Regions from separate parts of the Homo sapiens genome. Here region 1 is linked to region 2. Evidence: read pairs that join two places in POLR2A ChIA-PET (ENCODE). Cell type or tissue: PC-9. All regions are shown on one strand. Links, peaks and the distances in the headings refer to the core of each region. The heading gives the core; the rest is flanking DNA.

Region 1 (5,388 bases), core at 296-5,295, 59 kb before region 2:
AGCTATAAATACAATACAATCCCTATAATCACAGCGTATTCAAAAAGACAAAACTGAGTTTGTGAGTGCATATTTGGAATGCATCTTTGACTGGAGTGTGGAGGAAGATGATGGATAAGGATGAGGAAGGGAAGAAAGACCTTAATTTGTATTTTCGGCAATAAAGCCCTGTTAGGAATTGCATTTTTATAAAAATTCATTGGCTCCCTCAGTGTCAATTTTCCTTCTAAGTGTTTGTAAGCAAGGTGAGCAGAGCTTATGATGAAGCACAAATGGAAGTCAATCATGCAGCATGGCAGCACCAGTTGAATATGGGGTGATAGCAGAACTTCAATTTGGACCAAAATTACTCAACTCAGGGAACCCCAACAGACTTATCTCTGTAAATAGCTCCCATTACGTGGATGGTTGGATAATATACATATACTTACAGGACAGTGCTCTCATTATTGTCCACATTACATTCCAGCCACACCAAATTATTAACAGTTCCCAACACACTAGGTTATTCTACATTCTGTTCTTTTGCACATACTGTGAACTTTACATGAGTTGCCCTCCATTCCTTTTTTGTTGACTAAATTTAACTTATTCTTCAAAGGCATCTATCTAGCCACCAATTCCTAGATCACCATCTGCTGTGAGCCCTTTCTGGCTGGGTTTCTACTCCTAAAAGAGTTAATAGTCTTATTCCACTGCTTGTATCTTAAACAGTATCATACTGAGAGGTGACAGCGTGCTGGCAGTCCTCACAGCCCTTGCTAGCTCTCTGCGCCTCCTTTCTGGGCTCCCACTTTGGCGGCACTTGAGGAGCCCTTCAGCCCGCTGCTGCACTGTGGGAGCCCCTTTCTGGGCTGGCCAAGGACGGAGCCGGCTCCCTCAGCTTGCCGGGAGGTGTGGAGGGAGAGGCGCGGGCGGGAACCGGGGCTGCGCGCGGTGCTTGCGGGCCAGCGCGAATTGCGGGTGGCCGTGGGCTCGGCGGGCCCGCTGCCCCAGGCAGTGAGGGGCTTAGCACCTGGGCCAGCAGCTGCTGTGCTCAATTTCTCGCCGGGCCTTAGCTGCTTTCGGGTGGCGCAGGGCTCGGGACCTGCAGTCCACCATGCCTGAGCCTACCCCCGCCTCTGTGGGCTCCTGTGCGGCCCGAGCCTCCCCGACGAGCGCTGCCCCCTGCTCCATGGCGCCCAGTCCCATCGACCACCCAAGGGCTGAGGAGTGTGGGCGCACTGCATGGGACTGGCAGGCAGCTCCACCTGCGGCCCCGGTGCGGGATCCACTGGGTGAAGCCAGCTGGGCTCCTGAGTCTGGTGGGGACTTGGAGAACCTTTATGTCTAGCTAAGGGATCTATATCGGCACTCTATATCTAGCTCAAGGTTTGTAAACACACCAATCAGCACCCTGTGTCTTAGCTCAAGGTTTGTGAATGCACCAATCGACACTGTATCTAGCTACTCTGGTGGGGACTTGGAGAACCTTTATGTCTAGCTAATGGATTGTAAATACACCAATCGGCACTCTGTATCTAATTCAAGGTTTATAAACACACCAATCAGCACCCTGTGTCTAGCTCAGGGTTTGTGAATACACCAATGGACACTCTGTATCTAGCTACTCTGGTGGGGACGTGGAGAACCTTTGTGTGGACACTCTGTATCTAGCTAATCTAGTGGGGACGTGGAGAACCTTTGTGTCTAGCTCAGGGATTGTAAATGCACCAATCAGCACCCTGTCAAAACAGACCACTCGGCTCTCTGTAAAATGGACCAATCAGCAGGATGTGGGTGGGGCCAGATAAAAGAATAAAAGCAGGCTGCCCGAGCCGGCAGTGGCAAGCTGCTGGGCTTCCCTTCCACATTGTGGAAGCTTTGTTCTTTTGCTCTTTGCGATAAATCTTGCCCCTGCTCACTCTTTGGGTCCACACTGCCTTTATGAGCTGTAACGCCACGAAGGTCTGCAGCTTCACGAACCCATCGGGAGGAACGAACAATTCCAGACGCGCTGCCTTAAGAGCTGTAACACTCACCGCGAAGGTCCGCAGCTTCGCTCCTGAGCCAGCGAGACCACGAACCCACCAGAAGGAAGAAACTCCGAACACATCCCAACATCAGAAGAAACAAACTCCAAACACATCCGAACATCAGAAGGAACAAACTCCAGACGCGCCACCTTAAGAGCTGTAACACCGCGAGGGTCCGCGGCTTTATTCTTGAAGTCAGTGAGACCAAGAACCCACCAGTTCCGGACACAATACTTTTCACACTGCATGATGAAGAAATTTAGCTTTATTGTTAGGTAAGTACATGTGCTTCCCTTCAACCCAGTATTGGACTACATTGGTCAATCTGGGCTTCATACCAACATGTTTGTTGAACCAACTCACTTCCGTGTGTATTATTGCATTTATAATTATCTGTGCCTTTTGTTTCTCTCTACTGAGTGTCATCTGTGACTTTCAGGTGTTGATCATTATGCTTTGGAATGGAACAAAGAGAAAAGATGAGACTCAAGAAAGTCATTGTTTCTCTTAGTAATGAGAAGGAAAAAGTGAAGTGAAACTTAACAGCGAATGTGAGAGTTTTTGATTGCCTGTGGGCTTTCATTTTTTCTTTCCATCTGGACCTACTAATTGAGATAATAGGTCAGGGAGACCTGGGTCTGTATTGGTAGGTATGATTGGATGGGCCCCAAGGAACTTCACTTTATTTTAGAATTAGGAGCTCATAGATGAGGTAACTTGATTTGACCTTTGCCTTCATTCTCTTTATCTTGAGGTGACCCCAGTAGAGTCTGCCTTTAGCGGTCTCCTTGGGTCTTTGATAAACAAAGCAGTTAGGGCTGAATGAGCTGTGAAATGAATAAGGGAATATTGATGCCCCACTATTTAATTGCCTCCTAAATCCATGGTAAATTTTTCAGTGATTTTAAACTCTGTAAGAATAGCAGACTCATTGATTTCTGTAATTCATTTATTTAGGGATTTCTATTATCAACTGAATTTGATTGATGGCTTTATGACAAATAGCTGTGTGCTCAGCATATACCAGCATTCTGTAAGCTCACTCAGCCATAAACAATTTGTGAATAATTCTTGGGTCCTTTTGCTGAGTCTGTACTTTGCTATTTAGGGAACAACTGATTGAGATTCCTTAGGTGAATGAGGTAAAGTGAAATTCCCACCTAGTTTGCTTGGATATATATATGTAGTGTGTGTGTGTGTGTGTGTGTGTATTTGTATGTGGACCCTGAGAATTCTCAAAGTCCTCTTTGAGATTCTGAGGCATTTTACTCTCAAACGTCAAGCCCCGTCTCATGATTCAGAATACATCAGAATCACTTGGACACGGAAATAGTGGTATCCTATGTGTGCTGTGATAATTGAGCCCTTCTCTAACTCTGTCTACCCAGACATAAGATATAGTAGGTAGTGATGTTATATGTTCATCAAAAATTAAAATGGATCCCCATACATCTTTTTAGTCTGTTCTTCTTGTTAAAGATTTTGATTCGCAACTTCCTCATGGATAGAAAACAAGTGTAATTTCTATTTTAGAGAAAATCAGATTTTATAAGACACCAGACTTGAAAACTTCTTTGCCAGTGAGATATTTTTGACTATAAATATTGCTTCCAGATTAATGGAAAATTGTGGCATGTATTTTAAAATCCTCTTCGTGATTTTCCTGATTATAAATCAATTTATCTATATTAGAAAAATTGAAAAATAAAAAATGTAAAGAAGGAAATAAAATTACCAATAAAACTACTAACCAGAATCACCACTATTACATTTCTAGTTATAATAGTCATTTTAACTAAATAATTTTCTTCTTAGAACAGTACACAGGCAAAGGTTATTATTTAGCAAAGGTTAATACTGGTCATAATGATGAGGCTTTTGTATTTTTGCTATTTACCTAAGATGGGCAAGCGAGTGTAGAGATTGAGTCAGAAGCTGGGTCAGGGACACTGTACCAAGTTGGACAAGTGTGTGGCTGAACGGAGCACCAGGCTCCCTTTACCTATTGTGGATGAGACATAAAACTTTTACTACAATCTGCAGAGAAAGACAACTGGGACAAATTAAAGTTTGACTTTAATCTCACATTTGGTTTTATAACTTATAAATTCACTAATAAAAGTTTCAGCTGTCTAAAATAAAATGAACCTGCAAAGAAGCAATACTGAGAGAGATTAGAAAATTATGCTGTCTTTCCAGATATATCGCATGAAAATATTTCTCTTGGAGTATGACGATTAGATGATATTTTTCGTATAGATTATGATAATTGGAAAATACTGTGATAATTTTAAAGCTAGGTAAAATAAGCAGATATTTTGAAGGCCAACATTCCTGTTGTCATCTAATGTTTATTTACACTAGCTTCCCTGAGTATAAAATAACTGTTCTTGGTTATTTGATGAAATGAGTTACCTATTTCACACTTAATTTCTTGGGATTTAGAAGTCAGTGCTGTGATGGCCAGGTGTGGGTAGTTCACGCCTGTAATCCCAGCACTTTGTGGGGCCGAGACAGGCAAATCACCTGAGTCAGGAGTTTGTGACTAGCCTGGCCAACGTGGTGAAACCCTGCCTCTACCAAAAATCCAAAAATTAGCCGGGCATGGTGGCACACGCCTGTAATCCCAGCTACTTGAGAGACTGAGTGAGGCAGGAGAATCACTTGAACGGAGGAGGGGGAGGTTGCAGTGAGCTGAGATCGCACCACTGTACTCCAGCCTGGGCAACTGAGCAAGACTCAACTTTAAAAAAAAAAAAAAAAAAGAAGTCAATACTGTGAATAACACATTAAAATAATAATATCTTATTGAAATATCATCTTTTAGGATGAGTAAAGGATTTAGCCAACTAATGTTCATAAAATTATTGCTAATTGTTCTTAGGGAAAAACTAAAGAAAATAATTTATTAATGCTAATTTTCTAGTCAATGATGAGTTAAACTCTTTGTATACAAATAATATAACAAAACAAATATTTGGAACTTTTAATGGACACTTTTTGTTACATGAGTTGTAGTTGATTGTCTCTTCATAGTAAAGTTATGGTTTGTGATACTGAACTATGCAACTAAAAGTTTGGTGTCATAGTTAATGTTCAATTATAGTGAAGGAGAAAAGTGACACCAATATATCAAAGATGAAGCTAATCCAATACGTGTACACTAGAGTTGTCCATGTAGCTTACTATTCCAACTCTGAGGGGTACCAAGAAATATTGTAGTATTTTTGATCTTATTAGTTTCTTCTCTACAAAAAAGTGGATTTGTTATTCTAAGTATCTACCAGTGATCTTTAATAACTTGGACATAAATGTATGGAAACTTTACTTTCCATGCCTTTGTACTTTTAGTTGCAACACTTTCTTGGGGGTA
Region 2 (5,388 bases), core at 127-5,126:
CTCATGGAGTTTCTATTATGAGAAAAGATGACATAAAATAAAAAGGTAAAAGCATAAATACATAAATAAATCTGCTCACATTAAACACAGTGAAGGAAATAATACACTATTGGCAGAGAGAATGCATGGAGTGACATGGACAGGAAAGAGAGTGGCCCAGCAGCCCTACCCTGGAAGGTGTGAAGGGCAGGCCAGGAGACGATGAGGAAGCACATCTTTGTGAGCACAGAAAACAACCAGGGCATATTGTGTTAGGCCCCAGTGTACAGAAAAATAAGTGTTGCAACAGGAACAACATTTTAAAATACAACTCTCACAGTGAAATCATTATTCATCTGGCATTAAAGAAAAACATGAAGCAAGAAGAAAGGAAGAAAACAAAGGAGAAAGAAGCTAATGAGTGTTTTCACAATTTCCATCTGCTTCCAGGGCTTCTTGTTATTTGCCCCATGGTTACCCAGGTATTTATTTGGTCATCTTTGCTTTTTCCTCCACTTGAATTCACTGCCACCCCCAGCGTCTGCCTCTACTTGAGGGTTACCACATAATCATTTCCATGCCCTCTTCTCTCCAGACCTCCAGTCATCTATGTTGATGAAGACATCAACATAGAAATGAACATATTCATTATTTGGCCCCGAGTCCTACTCTTCCTGATACTTTTTTCCCTATCTATCTTAGGGAATGGAACTGTCATTCATCTAGGCAGCCAGATGAACCAGGAACCTTCGTATTTTTCCTGACTTTCCACTTCTCTTTGCCTGGTCAGTTAGCAAATCTGGTAACCTTTTATCTCCTAAATCCAACTAAAATCTATGTATTTCTCTCTGTTGCTACCATCATCCACAACACTCATTCTTCATTGTTATGACCGTAGTCTTCTAATTAATCTTGCCTAATGCCCTCCCTCTCTAGCCTGTTCTTCACTCTGCTGCCAGGTTTTTTTTTTTTATTTAATAAAAAATACGACATGATTTAAAATACCTTAGTGACTCCCCTATTGAGCAGAAGATAAATTTTAACTTCTATTGCAAATGAGGAAAGAGACTTAATTGAAGCAACAAACTACTACTCTCACTTAGCTCCAGTTGCTCCACTTTTTCATTCCATGCTTTAGCCATGAAACTATTTGTCATTCCCTGGGCATTCCCACTCACTGAAGCCTCTTTGCCTTTTAAATGTTGTTCCCTATGTCTATAACATTTTTTCTCTTCTCTGCCAGGCACACTCAATGCAAACACTACCATTTTCTGAAACACTCTTGACTTCCCTTGTTGCCAGTTATAGTTACACACATCAGCTGGAATCCCTGTTCTATTGCATCAACATTTCTGAGCTATGCTTTCCTCATTATACCTGATCCCCAGGCAGGTTGTGAAGAGATGAGATAGCGTGTTGTATATATAATGCATGACACAAAGTAAATGCAAAATTAAATGTGTTTCTATTATTTCTACTTTAGCATTCTTAATGCTTTATTTTCTATTTGCCATAAAAGTTATTTGAATAATTATAATTTGGCATATGTGTATTTGTTTGAGTAACATGGGTTTCTGAATATAAAGTTAGAGAAGCTTGGGTGCAGTTTGCCCCTGAATTTCCTTATTTCCAAAAAGTCATAACAAATATTACCAGCATCGGTAATACATTTATCAATCCTCATAAGGAAATTACTAATTAAAATTCTGATCCCAACTAGCTAATTAAATCATAAGCTCCCTAAGCCCCTTCATCTTCCACATGAATAGATTTCGTAGGTCTTAGGTTGCTTTGTTATATCTGCCGCTTTGAAGTCCTGGATACCAGCAAGCCTAAGAACCAGGACACGTGACTTTATGAATGTCACAGTTAAACTCAAGTCACTTGATACTGTCTGAAAATCACTGGTACTTTTCTAGGCTTACAATTTATCATTTTGATGGTTTGGGCCAGCAACGTTGACTACAGCAACAACAATTCTGAAGAGACACTCTGAATTTGCTACCCATTTTCAGGATTCTACCATATCCATATTTATGCAAATTCTGGGAAAAGTCATTATTTACCAAGGACTGAGCACTTCAGTCCATGGCTTTATGTGTCATTATTGTACAAATTAATAGAAAGGTAGGCTATTATATGAAACAGACATTAGAGATTATCTATCTAAGATCTGTAATTTACAGATAAGAAAACAAAGACTCACGGAGGTTATGGTCAAATGTAATACCTAATACAGGTCTTCCTCCTGAGGATTAGTGTATAGCAACAACTAGAACCAAGGGTGCATTAAATCTCAGTTCTGAGATTTTCCCATCTACATGGAAATGCCTCACTTCTAAGATATTATAACCTGTTTCACAGGTGTTAGCACAAGACAATGAAAACAGGCAAAAAAAAAAAAAAAGTCAAAGAGCATGGAGAAAGTTACACTAGTTTCAAAATTACATTAGATGTAAAATACAAATGTTAAAAAGTGACTTGACACCAGTGAACAATTTGACTGACTAGCTAGTTTTAGAAGTTATGAGTTTTATACTAAGAATAATAGATGAGACATACCAAGATATTGCTTGAGTTTCTCATGCTACATCATATTTTTCTATCAAAATTTCCATTTCATTTTAAATTTTGAATGTAATATAATATTACTAGGCATTTGAGTATGTACAGTTTTATCAGAACAGCTCTTCTTTGACTCCTTAATTTTAAAAGTTTTGTTTATTTGTAAGGTGTGTTTTAACCTCTTAGAACAATTTCCCAAGATAGAAATATGGTGGATTTTATAATAAAAGTCATTAGAAACAATAATTCATTTACCAGAAATAAGATTGAGGTGGAGCTTGCAGTAGAAATGGGAGTCCGAAATGTCTGCATATTCTATGAAGCATGAGGGGACACCGAGTGTAGCAATTTATTGGTGGGAACTCTGGCCTCCAGTAGGATTCTACTGTCTCCTATTTGACAGTTTCAAAAACATCCTACACTCTAATGCTTTAAAAACACAATGCAAAAGAGGAATGACCAATAATAGACAATGGTAGATCAGGATAATATTACAAATTGGATGAACTGACAGGCAGGTGGTGAATAATTTTAACATGACCCTAAAAATAGTGGAAGGATGTTTGCACATTGACACTTCTCTAAAGGCAGATGGATATGCATGACCTGAGTTTTTAGACAGGTGTCAGGAATATTGATGGGTAGTACAAGGATGATCATTTTCTTGGCACTGTTGCAGTAGACAGTTTCCATGATTAATGATGCATCTTAGCCTTTTTTTTTTTTTCTCCTGGGGCAAAAAGGGATATGAACCTTTGTTACTCCAAGGAATGTAAGAATTTTGCCTGAAGGCTAAGGCAGGAGAACTTTAGTCACCTAAAAGCACCATATGCTTTCTACAGGTGAAGAAATAGTGGTAAAATATGCAAGTGCTCTTGATATATAAGATGACAGTGCCTGGTAGAATGATTATAACATGCCTCTTATTAAGAGGGGTCTACCCCAGGGCATAGGAGCCTTGCACAGCTCTGAAGTACAGAGCCCAGTAAACCTGGGCTCTGACAAAAGTGACAGCAAACTGTGGCTCTGGGATACATCTGAACACATACAATGTTTGAATGAATATTAAGAACCACTCAAAGGAAACAGAACAGGACTAAAGCAGGAAATAAGAGGTGAGATCATCTGCCTAATGTTTATATTCATTTCAAGTTTTTAGAGACAATTTTCTGATTCAAATCAATTCAATATCGTTTCTAAATGGTGAATCCAGTGAGAAAGAACTTTTCTTTTCCAAGAATAATATTGTTTGTTCAGCTTTTTAAAATGTCACATACAGCAATGAATGAACTATGCTATTTCAAGGCTCAAAATGTAATCCAAAGTCGAATAATAGTTTGTATGTATTCTGCTAAACCCTAGTAGTCCATCTGCTGAAAATATTATGTTAATTAAAGGTAATATAAGCTATGGAGGTAAACTTCGTAAGTTCTTTTTTTCTTTTATTTTTCTTTTTAAAGTAATAAAGGGCACTGTTGGAAATCAAGTCCAGTGAAAAAATTTTGTTAATTAAAAAAATGAATTTCCTTTTTATACAAGGGATATTAGCTATTGGATTAGGTGATCAAGAAAACTTAGAAAATCTGTTTTTCCAAAGTTAATCTAAGTTTCTCCAAATAAATTTAAAAACAGGATAAAGTCTCATATATATGATGGGAGGGGTTAGAATTTAATCTTCCTGAACCCCAGTAACTACATTGGTGACTTCCTTACTTTCTGTTTATCCAGAGAGAGAACAAGAGCTACAACGTAAAATCCTTCCTTTGATGATACTAGAAAAGTTTATGTTTCTATTCATTGAGAAAAAAATCTCAATGAAATCCCTGAAATGAGGGAATGAAATGTAGGAACGATGGGGTAACATGCTCTTAACATTTTAAACTCATAAATTTAATGGGCATTACTATTACATTCAAATTATATAATAGATTTCTTTTCTAAGGCTAAATAATATCATCTTAGACTAACATAGTATACTTTGTGCACACATTCTGAAACATTCTAAACATGTTGAGCCCAATAAACTCGTCCATTAGTTAGAAACCCATTAGGGGAGGGGAAAAAAACTCATTGTAATAATATGAACAGTTGCTCCAAAGAGCCCTTATCCTTTTGGGAAATGGAGTTTGAATGAGATTTAAGCCAATCAGTGGGGAACAGAACTACGTGGAGCATAAATTTGAAGCTTTATATATATATTAACATATATCAAAAAAGAGTCCATCATCCTTATCATCTAATTTTTAAAAATATTACCCAGTTAATATACTGATACACAAAAATGGGAAAATAAAAATGTAGAATTTAAAAATCTTCAGTCTGAATTTTGTTAAGATTAGATCAAATTATGCTATCCAAATGAAACAATTACTTCTATCTAGAAAATATGAATTTGATGACAATATGAAAAACACTTAGAATGAGGCATATCCATATCCTAAATCTTTGTCAATAATAATCTCTTACAATTCCATAGTGAGTTATATCTCACAAAGGGCTTTAATATCTGAAACATAGGAAAAAGGAAAAAAAAGAGATGTAGATACAATATTTTACAGATTCTCAGAGAAGTTATATAACATTTATAAATTTAGGAGCTAGGTATAGAATTTAGTTTTTTTGATAATTTGTCCCAAGTATTTTTCACAAAACCAAAACATTTCAGTAGGAACTAACAAATCACATATGGAATAACATTCACAAAATAGGTTATAAATAATTGTATATTATTTCACCAGTCTGTATCAGAGGGATTTACCTCAGTTTTTCTTTTAATGACTTTTAGCATAAAACTAGTGAAGATAAAAAACAAAACAACTGTTCCATCTTTCAGAGATAGTCTGT

What was found. Peaks named below come from ENCODE experiments on the same cell type or tissue, not always from the same donor. Only the 100,000 strongest peaks of a DNase experiment are listed, where the experiment ranks them.
Region 1: POLR2A ChIA-PET joins it to region 2 with 6 read pairs; 2 of 35 experiments call an interaction of 5 or more read pairs at or near these places.

The regions. Positions count from the first base shown.
Region 1 is chr2:191,920,755-191,926,142 of GRCh38, forward strand. The region is part of intron 1 of CAVIN2-AS1 (CAVIN2 and TMEFF2 antisense RNA 1); the gene reads left to right. Among named protein-coding and RNA genes, the nearest start is that of CAVIN2, 76 kb to the left of the region's middle. In PC-9, for the core only: no CTCF peak of the experiment used is centred there; a DNase peak (open chromatin) is centred at 3,067.
Region 2 is chr2:191,980,134-191,985,521 of GRCh38, forward strand. The region is part of intron 7 of TMEFF2 (transmembrane protein with EGF like and two follistatin like domains 2); the gene reads right to left. The region is part of intron 1 of CAVIN2-AS1 (CAVIN2 and TMEFF2 antisense RNA 1); the gene reads left to right. Among named protein-coding and RNA genes, the nearest start is that of CAVIN2, 140 kb to the left of the region's middle. In PC-9, for the core only: no CTCF peak of the experiment used is centred there; no DNase peak of the experiment used is centred there; H3K27ac peaks cover 553 bases.